3 separate regions of the Homo sapiens genome follow, and regions 1 and 2 are each linked to region 3. Evidence: chromatin contacts called from ENCODE Hi-C or POLR2A ChIA-PET data. All regions are on one chromosome and are shown on one strand. The core of a region is the stretch at or near the end of the contact, and the rest is flanking DNA. Distances in the headings are between cores, read along the strand shown. Region 1 holds the start of SETDB1 (SET domain bifurcated histone lysine methyltransferase 1). Region 2 holds the start of PRUNE1 (prune exopolyphosphatase 1). Region 3 holds the start of RFX5 (regulatory factor X5).

Region 1 (3,281 bases), core at 267-2,766, 420 kb after region 3:
TGTACACAATCCATCTTCTCCAGTTCCTCATCGATGAAATGCCGAAGTTCCTCCATAGAGATACCCAGTTCCTCAACCACTGCCTGTTGCAGCTCTGCAATCTCTTCAGACTCCACTGTAGCTGTTGCTGCATCCAAACCAATGCACCCAGGAAGGGAAGACATGCTTTTGTCCTCTGCATGGAACAGAAAACAAATTAAATTGGAGTCCTTATAACTACAATCAATCAATAGAGAATTTCAGTTCCCTAATAAAACTAATTCCTACTCTGCTGCCTGTTATTCTATTCAAATATTCCATGTTCTCCCTCCCTATTCTCCAGAATCTGATGCTGAGATTTTTAAGAGTTCTTATCTTCTGCTGTACGCTAACACTCCTGAAAAAGATTTAAGAGTTTGAGACGGCATGGAGAACATTCATTAAGCAGTAGAGAGCTACTGAAAATAATGTTTTGGGCTGGCACAGTGGCTTACACCTGTAATCTCAGCACTTTTAGAGGCCGAGGCAGGAGGGTCGCTTGAGGGCAGGAGTTCAAGACCAGCCTGGGCAACATGGCAAGACTCGTCTTTACAAAAAAATACAAAAATTAGCCACGTGTGGTGGTGCACGCCTTTAGTTCCAGCTACTCAGGAGGCTGAAGTGGGAGGATCGCTTGAGCCCAGGAGTAGCTGCTGTAGTGAGCTATGTTCGCGCCATGCATTCCAGCTTGGGTGACAAAGTGAGACCCTGTCTCAAAACAAACCGAACTTTAAAAATAATCTTTTGGGATACTGAAGAGAACCAATCTATAAGATATTTTTGTGGTCTATATGTGTTCCTTAACTAATGTGATAAATCTTTGTATGCTATGCCTAATTTAAACAAAACCCCACCTGGGGATGGAGTTGATTTGGAACTCACTAACTCAGTGTTTTCTCTTTCATTACTTGTTCCCCTTATATTACTTTGCTTCCATGTGGAATTTTACTTTTTAAAAAGTCTATGATATTCAAACACACGAAAGCTTGCAGCAAAAAGGTTTCCCCCAAAGTACAGAGAAGTAAAGCAACCTGGGAATAAAACGTGGGTACCTAATATCCACAATCCAAATACTTCACACATTCGTGTGAACTGCTTTTTTAATCAAACGGTTAAAGAAAATCTGATTTTCAGCGCCTCCATTTTCCTCTGCCCACACACCAGCCCACCCCCGTGCTACCCATTCTAGGGGTGCGTCCTACCCATTCGCAAACCCAGTTCAGCCCCGCCCCCGTTCGCCTCTGGGGAAGACTTCCTTCCCACCCTCGCCCGACCCCCTCCCACAAACAAAACGTCCCAGATAAGCCTTTGGTCACCAAATAACTCAACAGTATTCCCCGCACCTCCCGTCTTCCAGCTTCAAGGGCTCTTTTTCACCAACCAGACCCCAGACTCACAACTCAGGGGTCGGCCTCGACGGAAAAGAGCGAAAGCGAAGGGATAAGGGAGGAGGGGGAGGGGAGGAAGCGTGAAAGAGGGAAGGGGAAGCAAAAGAAACGCCCGGAAGCAAACCTTTAGTGCCGTTCCGGTCACCGCGACGGTAGCCTGACGGGGTCAAATCCAAAGCCGCGGGGCGCCCCTCAGAGGCGACGAAAACTAAGGTAACTACGCATGCGTTAAGGCAGAGCCTTCCAGGGGCACACGTGAGAAGAGACTGGCAGGGCAGAGTAGGCGTGGCCAGTATATTACCGAGTCTCCGCCGCTCCTACCACCCTCGACTAGTGGCCCCATTACTATATTCATTGTGTAAAGACTTAGGGAAACGCTCATAGGTTCAGAGCTTTATTCTCTCAGTTTTACTTGAGTTTGTTTTGTTACATAAGTGATACAAATTGTAAAGGCTATCAAGATGTAATAAGAAAAACGTGATAATATTCTCTCTTGCCCCATCACCACTCCGCTCCTTTCAGGTAATACAGCTTCATTTTCCAGTCTTGTATGTACGAGTTTCTGTATTTGGATTTTTGTTGTTTTCATTTAACATGTGGACATTACCTGAAGCCAATAAAAAAGGTAAAACTTGTATTTTTGGCCGGGCGCGGTAGCTCACGCCTGTAATCCCAGCACTTTGGGAGTCAGAGGCGGGCGGATCACGAGGTCAGGAGATGGAGATCATCCTGGCTAACACGGTGAAACCCCGTCTGTACTAAAAATGTTAGCCGGGCGTGGTGGCGGGCGCCTGTAGTCCCAGCTACTCGGGAGGCTGAGGCAGGAGAATGGCGTGAACCCGGGAGGCGGTGCTTGCGGTGAGCGGAGATCGCGCCACTGCACTCCAGCCTGGGCGACAGAGCGAGACTCCGTCTCAAAAAAACCAAAAAAAACAAAAAAACAAAAAACCAATAACTTGTATTTTTGACACCTGAATAGTTTAGATTGTTTAGATTGTTTTCCGTTCTCAGCCCCGACAAATAGCGCAACAATAAAAATAAACATCCTTTTGAAGTAGTACTTTTATTTCTGTAGAAAAGATTCCCCAGGCCGGGCGCTTTGTGTCCGAGGCGGGAGGATTGCTAGAGCCCAGGAGTTCCAGACCAGCCTGGGCAACACGGCGAAACGCCATCTCGACTAAAAATACAAGGTAAAAAAAAAAAAAAAAAAGCCAGGCGTGGTAGTTCGCGTCTGTGGTCCCAGCAACTCCGCAGCTGAGGCGGGGGGAGGATCGCTTGAGCCCCGGTGGCAGAGGCTTCAGTGAGAGGAGATCGCGCCACTGCACTCCAGCCTAAGTGACCGAGCGAGACTCCGTCTCAAAAACAAAACAAAACAAAAAACAAAAAGAAAAGATTTCCCAAAATGGAATTTGAGTAAAATAATATGTGCTTTTTTCCTTTTTTTTTTTTTTTTTTTTTTTTTTGAGAAGGCGTTTCGTTCTATCGCCCAGGCTGGAGTGCAATGGCGCGATCTTGGCTCACTGCAACCTCCACCTCCCGGGTTCAAGCGATTCTCCTGGCTCGTCCTTCCGAGTAGCTGGGACTACAGGCGCGTGCCACCACGCCCGCCTAATTTTTTGTATTTTTAGTAGAGACGGGGTTTCACCGTGTTAGCCAGGCTGGCCTCGTCACACCTCGGCCTCCCAAAGTGCTGGGATTACATACAGGTGTGAGCCACTGCGCCGAGCCTTCCTTTTTTTGTTTGTTTGTTTGTTTTTGAGACTGAGTTTCGCTCTTGTCACCCAAGCTGGAGTGCAATGGTGCGATCTCGGCTCACTGCAACCTCCACCTCCCGGGTTCAAGCAGTTCTCCTGCCTCAGCCTCCCGAGTAGCTGG
Region 2 (3,198 bases), core at 529-3,028, 340 kb after region 3:
TATAGTCGCAGCTTTTTCGGGAGGCTGAGGTGGGAGGATCACTTGAGCCGGGGAGGTGATCACACCATTGCACTCCAGCCAGGGCAACAGAGTGAGACCCTGGCTGAAAATAAATAAACAAATACAAAATAAAAATAGAGAATATACTACTAACCTGGGGGTCGGGGGAGGCTCTGGAGGATATATGCTGGAGAGTAGATGCATGCAAAGAAATACTATTTGGTGAGGTTTCAGGTCCAAGGGCACTTTACCAAATGGTGGAAGAGACCAGTCATTTGGGTTACTGGGGGGTAAAATCCAACTGTTTAGCACTTAGAACGGTGCCCCAAAAACTCTACATTAGTCCTCCAATAAGCGCCCTGTGGTGGACTCAGAGGTAACAAAAAGGGATTGGTTCCAAATGGCCTTATGCATTGAAATAACTCCCCAAATTTGTTTTTCACAAGGAAAATGTCTATGTAATTGGTGTTAAAATGGACCTTCTCCCCAATTCAATATGAAGACAATTCATTTATTCCAGCAGCTGAGTCTGCAGCAGGAATTAGTGACTTTCAGGATTTGTTAAAGACCAGAATCTGTCCCTCAGGGGAATTTGTAGAGTTTAAGATATCTAAAAAGGAAAGCTCAGCAAGCCATCTATCTAGGTTTCTTCAGGGCAGTATAACTCAAAGTAGAGGGGCCGGGTGACCTCCTGGAGCCTGTCTCTGGTTAGCTTTTTGCTGCTAACTGGGGATAACAGCCTAATGCCTCATGACGGCTCAGCATGGCTGGGTGAGTCCAACTGAGTCAGAGAGCACCAAAAATAAGCCACAAAGCATTGAGTAGTCATATTTATGGTTTTGATTCCAAACACACTTTGTGCTTATCCCTTCCAAGTGGAGAATTTTTATGTCATTTGTGTGCGTTAAGGCCAAAGGAGAAACCTGGAGGCAAAGGAATGCTGGTTGTGGGTCAACAAATATGCCTGATGGATTTTGTATGTTTGGCTTAAAAACACTGACTTAAAGTAAAATACTGTGACTACTTCTAACCTAGAAATGAGTTCAGCCCGCCAGACAGAAACTGCCATTCGGAGGAAATAAGGCCGTGAGCACCGGTTCCCTCCACACCCCCGAGGTTCACCTGGAGGCCAGTGGGCCAAGCGAAGCCTTGGGAGCGGAGAACTCAAAGAGGGGCGGGGAGAAAAGAATAAACACACCTCGCGGGGCTAGGCTGGCGGCGGCACAGTCCTGGTTTTTTTGATGGAACTGACCAAGATGACAGCAAGCAGAGGCTCAAATGCAGGATTCAGACCCAAGACTTCTCCCCGCTCTCAGGCGGACCCCAAAGGCGGGGAGCCAAAAACCGGGAGACTGAACAAGCAGCATTCTCACGCTCCTAAACTGGCTTCTCGCTCCTCGCTCCTCATGCCCCAAAACTGATCAGGCCCCAACCCCCCTCCCCACAACTCAGTGTTCCCTCCACACGGACCGTCGAGGCTCCCCCAGATCCCACGTCTTCGTCCTTCCTGGACCCCGTGCTCCATTCCTTACAGTCACAGACAGGGATTCGTTACCTGCAGAGCAGCTCGACAACCCTGCAGGTAGTCCTCCATGATGAAGCCCAAAGTACGCCGTCGCCCCTGGTCGAGTAGAGGTGCCCCTGGTCGAGGAGAGGTTTCCCCGACGAATGCAGCCCGCCCGGGACTCAGGGACTAGAGGCCAGAGTCAGGAGGCGGGACTCGAACCCGCCACACGGCGAATCGGCCTCCGACCCCGGGAGGAACTGCGTAAGCGGGCGCTCCGGAGTCCGGCGTCGCCCCGCCCCCAGCGGCGGAGGCGGGGCTCTACGCCCAGAGGCTCCTGGGACGTCTTTCCGGCGAGGCCAAGGGGGCGTGGCGTGGGGCGACGTGGGAAACGTAGTCCCGCAACTCCGCAATGTCCCTAGCAACCGAGGGAAGGATTGTTTTCTGAGGGATCAGTCGTTCGGTAAACAAATGTGTATGTGTCACAGTAACCCATTATTGTGGCATCTGAACTTTCCCTCTCAGATCAGGCCAAGTATAACATCTTTACATATATCACACCGAGCATCTGGTGACATTTTAAATGACACTTGGCAAAACAGATCATCTTCTTTCTACAAATTCTGCCCTTTACCAAACTGACTCAGTCGCCACCAATTTTGTGGTTGTTCATGTTAGGAGAACATTAGAATAATCTTTGACCCCTCTTGTTAACACCTACAGTCTCCTGCCAACTCCTGCTGCTTCTCCCTTTGCAACTCTGTAGCCTGTTTTTTTCTACAGCCTCGGCAAATATCTTCTTCCTTTCTTGGACGGTTGTAACCTTGGCTTTTTGCTCTCTGCCACCCTAATTGTTCCAATTGCTCTTTCAGCCTTTAGAGTTGCTTGAAATTTCATCCTGTGGCGGCCCTGTACATAGAGTTTAGGGAACCCTTCAGAATGTGGAGTTAGGTTCCAACCTCCCTTAACTGCCACTTTCCAGCCGCAGAGTAGTGCAGGTACTGCAAATAAATGGACACTCATCATCAAAAATTCCCTCATTTATTTATCTATCCCTTTATTTCCTACCGTCAGCCTCACACCAGCTTTTCCTGCTTCCCCAGCTGTAAATCGAGAGGAGGTGACTGATGAGAGGCCTGCAGTGGAACCAAGATCCAGAGCACAGGCGTGTTGGATCTCCTGCCTGCTCTGCCAGTTCTTTTCTTCTTCTTCTTCTTTTTGAGACGGAGTCTTGCTCCGTCTTCAGGCTGGAGTGCAGTGGCAGGATCTTGGCTCACTGCAACCTCCACCTCCCGGGTTCAAGCGATTCTCCTGCCTCAGCCTCCCGAGTAGCTGGGACTACAGGCATGTGCCACCATGCCCTGCTAATTTTTGTATTTTTAGTAGAGATGGGGTTTCACTATGTTGGCCAGGTTGGTCTTGATCTCTTGACCTTGTGATCCGCCCGCCTTGGCTTCCCAAAGTGCTGGGATTACAGGCGTCAGCCATCGCGCCCAGAGCCTGGGGCTTCTACCACACCCTCTGCACTCTACCAGGTGCACAACCCAACCAGTTTCATTTCTAGACTTAAAAATGATACAGCAAGGACTTGGAAAGGAGCTCTCTGGAGGGCTCCAGAGGGAAAAGAGCTGGGTTTGTTTGTTTGTTTTTAACATTAATTGAGTAATACATGCAAATATCGTGCTCTTTGCTCC
Region 3 (3,295 bases), core at 796-3,295:
TGAGGCAGACTGCCTGCCTTTGGATCCTGATTCTAGCACTTTCTACATATATGACTAAGGACAAGTCCCTTCACCTCTCCACATTGGTTTCCTCATCTGTAAAATGGAGACAGTAACAGTACCTACTTCAGAGAGTTGCTGTGAGCATTACACGAGGTGTTTAGCATTTGGTATGGTGTCTGATACCTAATAAACACCAAATAAATTTTTGTTTGTTTTTGTTTGAGACGGAGTTTCGCTCTTGTTGCCAGGCTGTAGTGTAATGGCACAATCCTCCGCCTCCCCAGTTCAAGTGATTCTCCTGCCTCAGCCTCCCGAGTAGCTGGGATTACAGGCATGCGCCACCACGCCCGGCTAATCTTGTATTTTTAGTAGAGACGGGGTTTCTTCATGTTGGTCAAGCTGGTCTCGAACTCCCAACCTTAGGTGATCCGCCCACCTCAGCCTCCCAAAGTTTTGGGATTACAGGCGTGAGCCACCGCGCCTGGCCTAATAAACACCAAATAAATTTTAGCTGTTATTAGAAAACCTGGCCAGGTGCAGTGGCTCACACCTGTAATCCCAGCACTTTGGGAGGCCAAGGCAGGTGGATCACCTGAAGTCAGGAGTTTGAGACCAGCCTGACCAACATGGTGAAACTCCGTCTCTACTAAAAACACAAAAATTATCTGGGCGTGGTGATGCACGTCTGTAAACCCAGTTACTCGGGAGGGTGAGGCAGGAGAATCGCTTGAACCCAGGAGGCGGAGGTTGCAGTGAGCCAAGATCGTGCCATTGCACTCCAGCCTGGGCAACAGAGCGAGACTCCGTCTCAAAGAAAAAAAAAAAAGAAAGAAAGAAAGAAAAAAGAAAACCTCTTGCCAATATATCCTTATTGCCCCAACTCCACAATCTCCTGGGTTCCCCCAGCACTCATAGAAGCTGATAATAGGGAAAGGTAGGCTGTAAAGGGCAATGGTGATGAGCTCAGGCAGCACTACTGTCTTCTTTACAAAAGCACATTAATGATGAGCCTGGAGAACATATTAGATGTCAGGATGGCAAATACAGTTTTGGTTGTAACATGACCGCTGCGCAAAACAAAATACATCCATGTAAGAGGCTTTCAACCTGGAGTCCATGACCTCTCTGAAATTAGATGCAAAACTTGGTCTCTGTGTGCATTTTTCATGGTAGAGGGTCCATTGCTTTTGTCTGATTCATAACCTTAAAATGTCTTAAGTAAGAGGGTTAAGAACCCATGACCTATTCAGTACAATGTTCCCTGAGTGTAAAAAGTTCCTGTGGCATCCAGCACCCCCGTGGGAGTCCATCAAAATTCCAGGGTTCACCGACTGCAGAACTATGGGGATGCAAATGCATTTGCAACTCTTTGGAAGTAAAGTACACACGGGAAACCAAGAAATACTAAGAGGGAAAAAGCATTTTAGTTTAATGGGTACAACTGCTGAGGTTTTGAGGCCTCCATCAAGAAGGAAAAGAGAGCCCAGATTGCAGGTCTGTTGCGAGTAAGTGTGTCTGCAGGTTGTATTAGGCATGTGGTGATGGTGATGGGGGGTTATAGGAGCTTACAGTGAACTTCCATCACTCCTACCCATCATTGTCTAGTTATTTTATCATCCATTGATTCTTCTCTTCCGGCAGCTCTGAGGACCGTAGACTAAACTGAAACACAAAAGGGGAGGGCAAAAGAAAAGACAGTTCCAAAGGGAGCCGAGCGCCCGTTCTTTCATCCTGCGGTCCCTTTAAGAGAAGAACCTCTTGGGACCTGCAGTCCCAACCGACCCCAGTTTTAACCGAAACCCAACCCGGACTTCCCCCTCTTGACTCAAATAAGACCAACTTTGGATTTTCCCTCCCCTATTGACCAATCAGATTCTGTTACCAGGCAGACTTCAGCGGCCGCCGGTACGAGCCCGGCGCCTTCTGTCTCCGGGTGGCAGCAGTGACCAATGACAGAGCAGGCCGCCCGTGTATCTAGGCAGATCGCGGCTGTTACAACCATTCAGAAAAAGGAAAATAAAGCAACGCACGAGCCGGCTGGGCCAGGACCTTGGGGCTGGGCTGGAGTGAAGGTGGCTACGAGGTAGTTTCTCTTTCTCCCTTACCTTTATTGTTGCTTGTGTTGGAAGGCGACTGTTCAGAGGTAGGGAGGGGCAAGATGAGTTGGGAGGAGAGCAGAAAAAGATTGTAGCTGTATTTTCAACAGCTTCTTCACCCATGTGCACGTGCCCGGAATCTGGGACCCCATTCCCCTGCCGGGTTTCTGACGCCCAGCGCATGAGTTCCGCTACCCCGCCCCACCCCCGCTCCACTTTGCAGAAACCGGGGATTGAATGGAGGGGGAAGGGAAGGAGGTGGGGGCGCGCCTCAGGATGGGCTGTTGTGGGAGATGACGTAGGGGCCGGCGACGTGGGGAGGGGGAGCAGCGGGGGAAGTCGTGGCGAGATTAAGTAATGAGAACTTGGGCCCAGTTTTTTTTCCAAGCCTAGAAGGGCAGAATATGTTCGTATCCTTTCTGACCTCCCAGGCATATGCAATGGTGAGGAGTATTTTTGAGAATTAGAGAACTTTGTTTTGTGGCTGTTATTGTTGTTTTTGAGGGGGAGGAGGGCAGTATGGGGTCAGAGGCAGAAATGAAAATTTCTTGCTAACATGGATTCCCAATCCCCCTATCTCTTCCTTTACAGTTTTCCAGATTTAGGAGACTTCAGAAAGGTGGGGCAGATAGAATGGAGATGGCAAAGATCTCTTTGGGCATATATGGGCCTGGCGAAGTAATGGAATAATTTCTAATTTTCGGAGAAGGCAAGTGGTGAGAAAAAGACCACCGGGGAAATTCGGAGGCTTTGTTTCTGTTTCTCTGCCTTTCTGGGTAAAGAGATGAGGAGTGCCCTGGGGCCTTCTGGGGAAGGGAAGGCCAGTGTGAGTTACATCTTTATGCCTGTCCCTCTCAATTCTAGCCCTCATGCCGGGATGGCAGAAGATGAGCCTGATGCTAAGAGCCCCAAGACTGGGGGAAGGGCCCCCCCAGGTGGTGCTGAGGCTGGGGAACCTACCACCCTTCTTCAGAGGCTCCGAGGTACCATTTCGTAAGTACTCATCACATCTCCAAGTCCTGTCCAAGACCTGAGTATAGATCCCTGCAGCACTTCACTTTGGCTGTAGATGAACTGCCTCTCAGCAAGGGCATGGGAGCAGAGGGAGATTTTTGGCCATGGTAGCAATTCTTGAGCACCTGCTGGGCATTTCAGTCCTTTTCCCTCCCTAGCAGTCAGATAAAGAGACAGGGAAA

Evidence for each region. Hi-C counts contacts between places; a loop is a spot of excess contacts on that map. ChIA-PET counts read pairs that join two places held with the same protein, here RNA polymerase II (POLR2A). Pooled maps may share reads with other maps.
Region 1: a pooled map shows a loop between it and region 3 (8-fold over the local background). The contact joins the promoter of SETDB1 here to the promoter of RFX5 in region 3. A Hi-C loop is called at or near these places in 6 of 50 pooled maps. POLR2A ChIA-PET finds 5 or more read pairs at or near these places in 2 of 52 experiments (A673 and activated CD4-positive, alpha-beta T cell).
Region 2: a loop to region 3 is called in a pooled map, with 6 times the contacts of the local background. The contact joins the promoter of PRUNE1 here to the promoter of RFX5 in region 3. A Hi-C loop is called at or near these places in 5 of 50 pooled maps. POLR2A ChIA-PET finds 5 or more read pairs at or near these places in 3 of 52 experiments (BJ, HEK293 and activated CD8-positive, alpha-beta T cell).

What each region holds. Positions count from the first base shown.
Region 1 is chr1:150,924,598-150,927,878 of GRCh38, reverse strand. SETDB1 (SET domain bifurcated histone lysine methyltransferase 1) reads right to left here and starts at 1,516. Exons shown (of 22, transcript NM_001366418.1): 1 at 1,362-1,516; 2 at 1-175. The coding sequence starts at 164. LOC107985204 (a long non-coding RNA gene) reads left to right here and starts at 1,538. Exons shown (of 3, transcript XR_001738231.2): 1 at 1,538-1,619.
Region 2 is chr1:151,007,029-151,010,226 of GRCh38, reverse strand. PRUNE1 (prune exopolyphosphatase 1) reads right to left here and starts at 1,778. Exons shown (of 8, transcript NM_021222.3): 1 at 1,556-1,778. The coding sequence starts at 1,594. It also overlaps a transcript of MINDY1 not described here. RefSeq lists enhancers at 1,139-1,188, 844-1,384, 1,385-1,927.
Region 3 is chr1:151,346,002-151,349,296 of GRCh38, reverse strand. RFX5 (regulatory factor X5) reads left to right here and starts at 2,045. Exons shown (of 11, transcript NM_001025603.2): 1 at 2,045-2,086; 2 at 2,691-2,808; 3 at 2,964-3,092. The coding sequence starts at 2,977. RFX5-AS1 (RFX5 antisense RNA 1) reads right to left here and starts at 2,287. Exons shown (of 2, transcript NR_131972.1): 1 at 2,109-2,287; 2 at 1,406-1,665. RefSeq lists enhancers at 1,631-1,980, 1,947-2,529, 1,584-2,783, 3,123-3,212.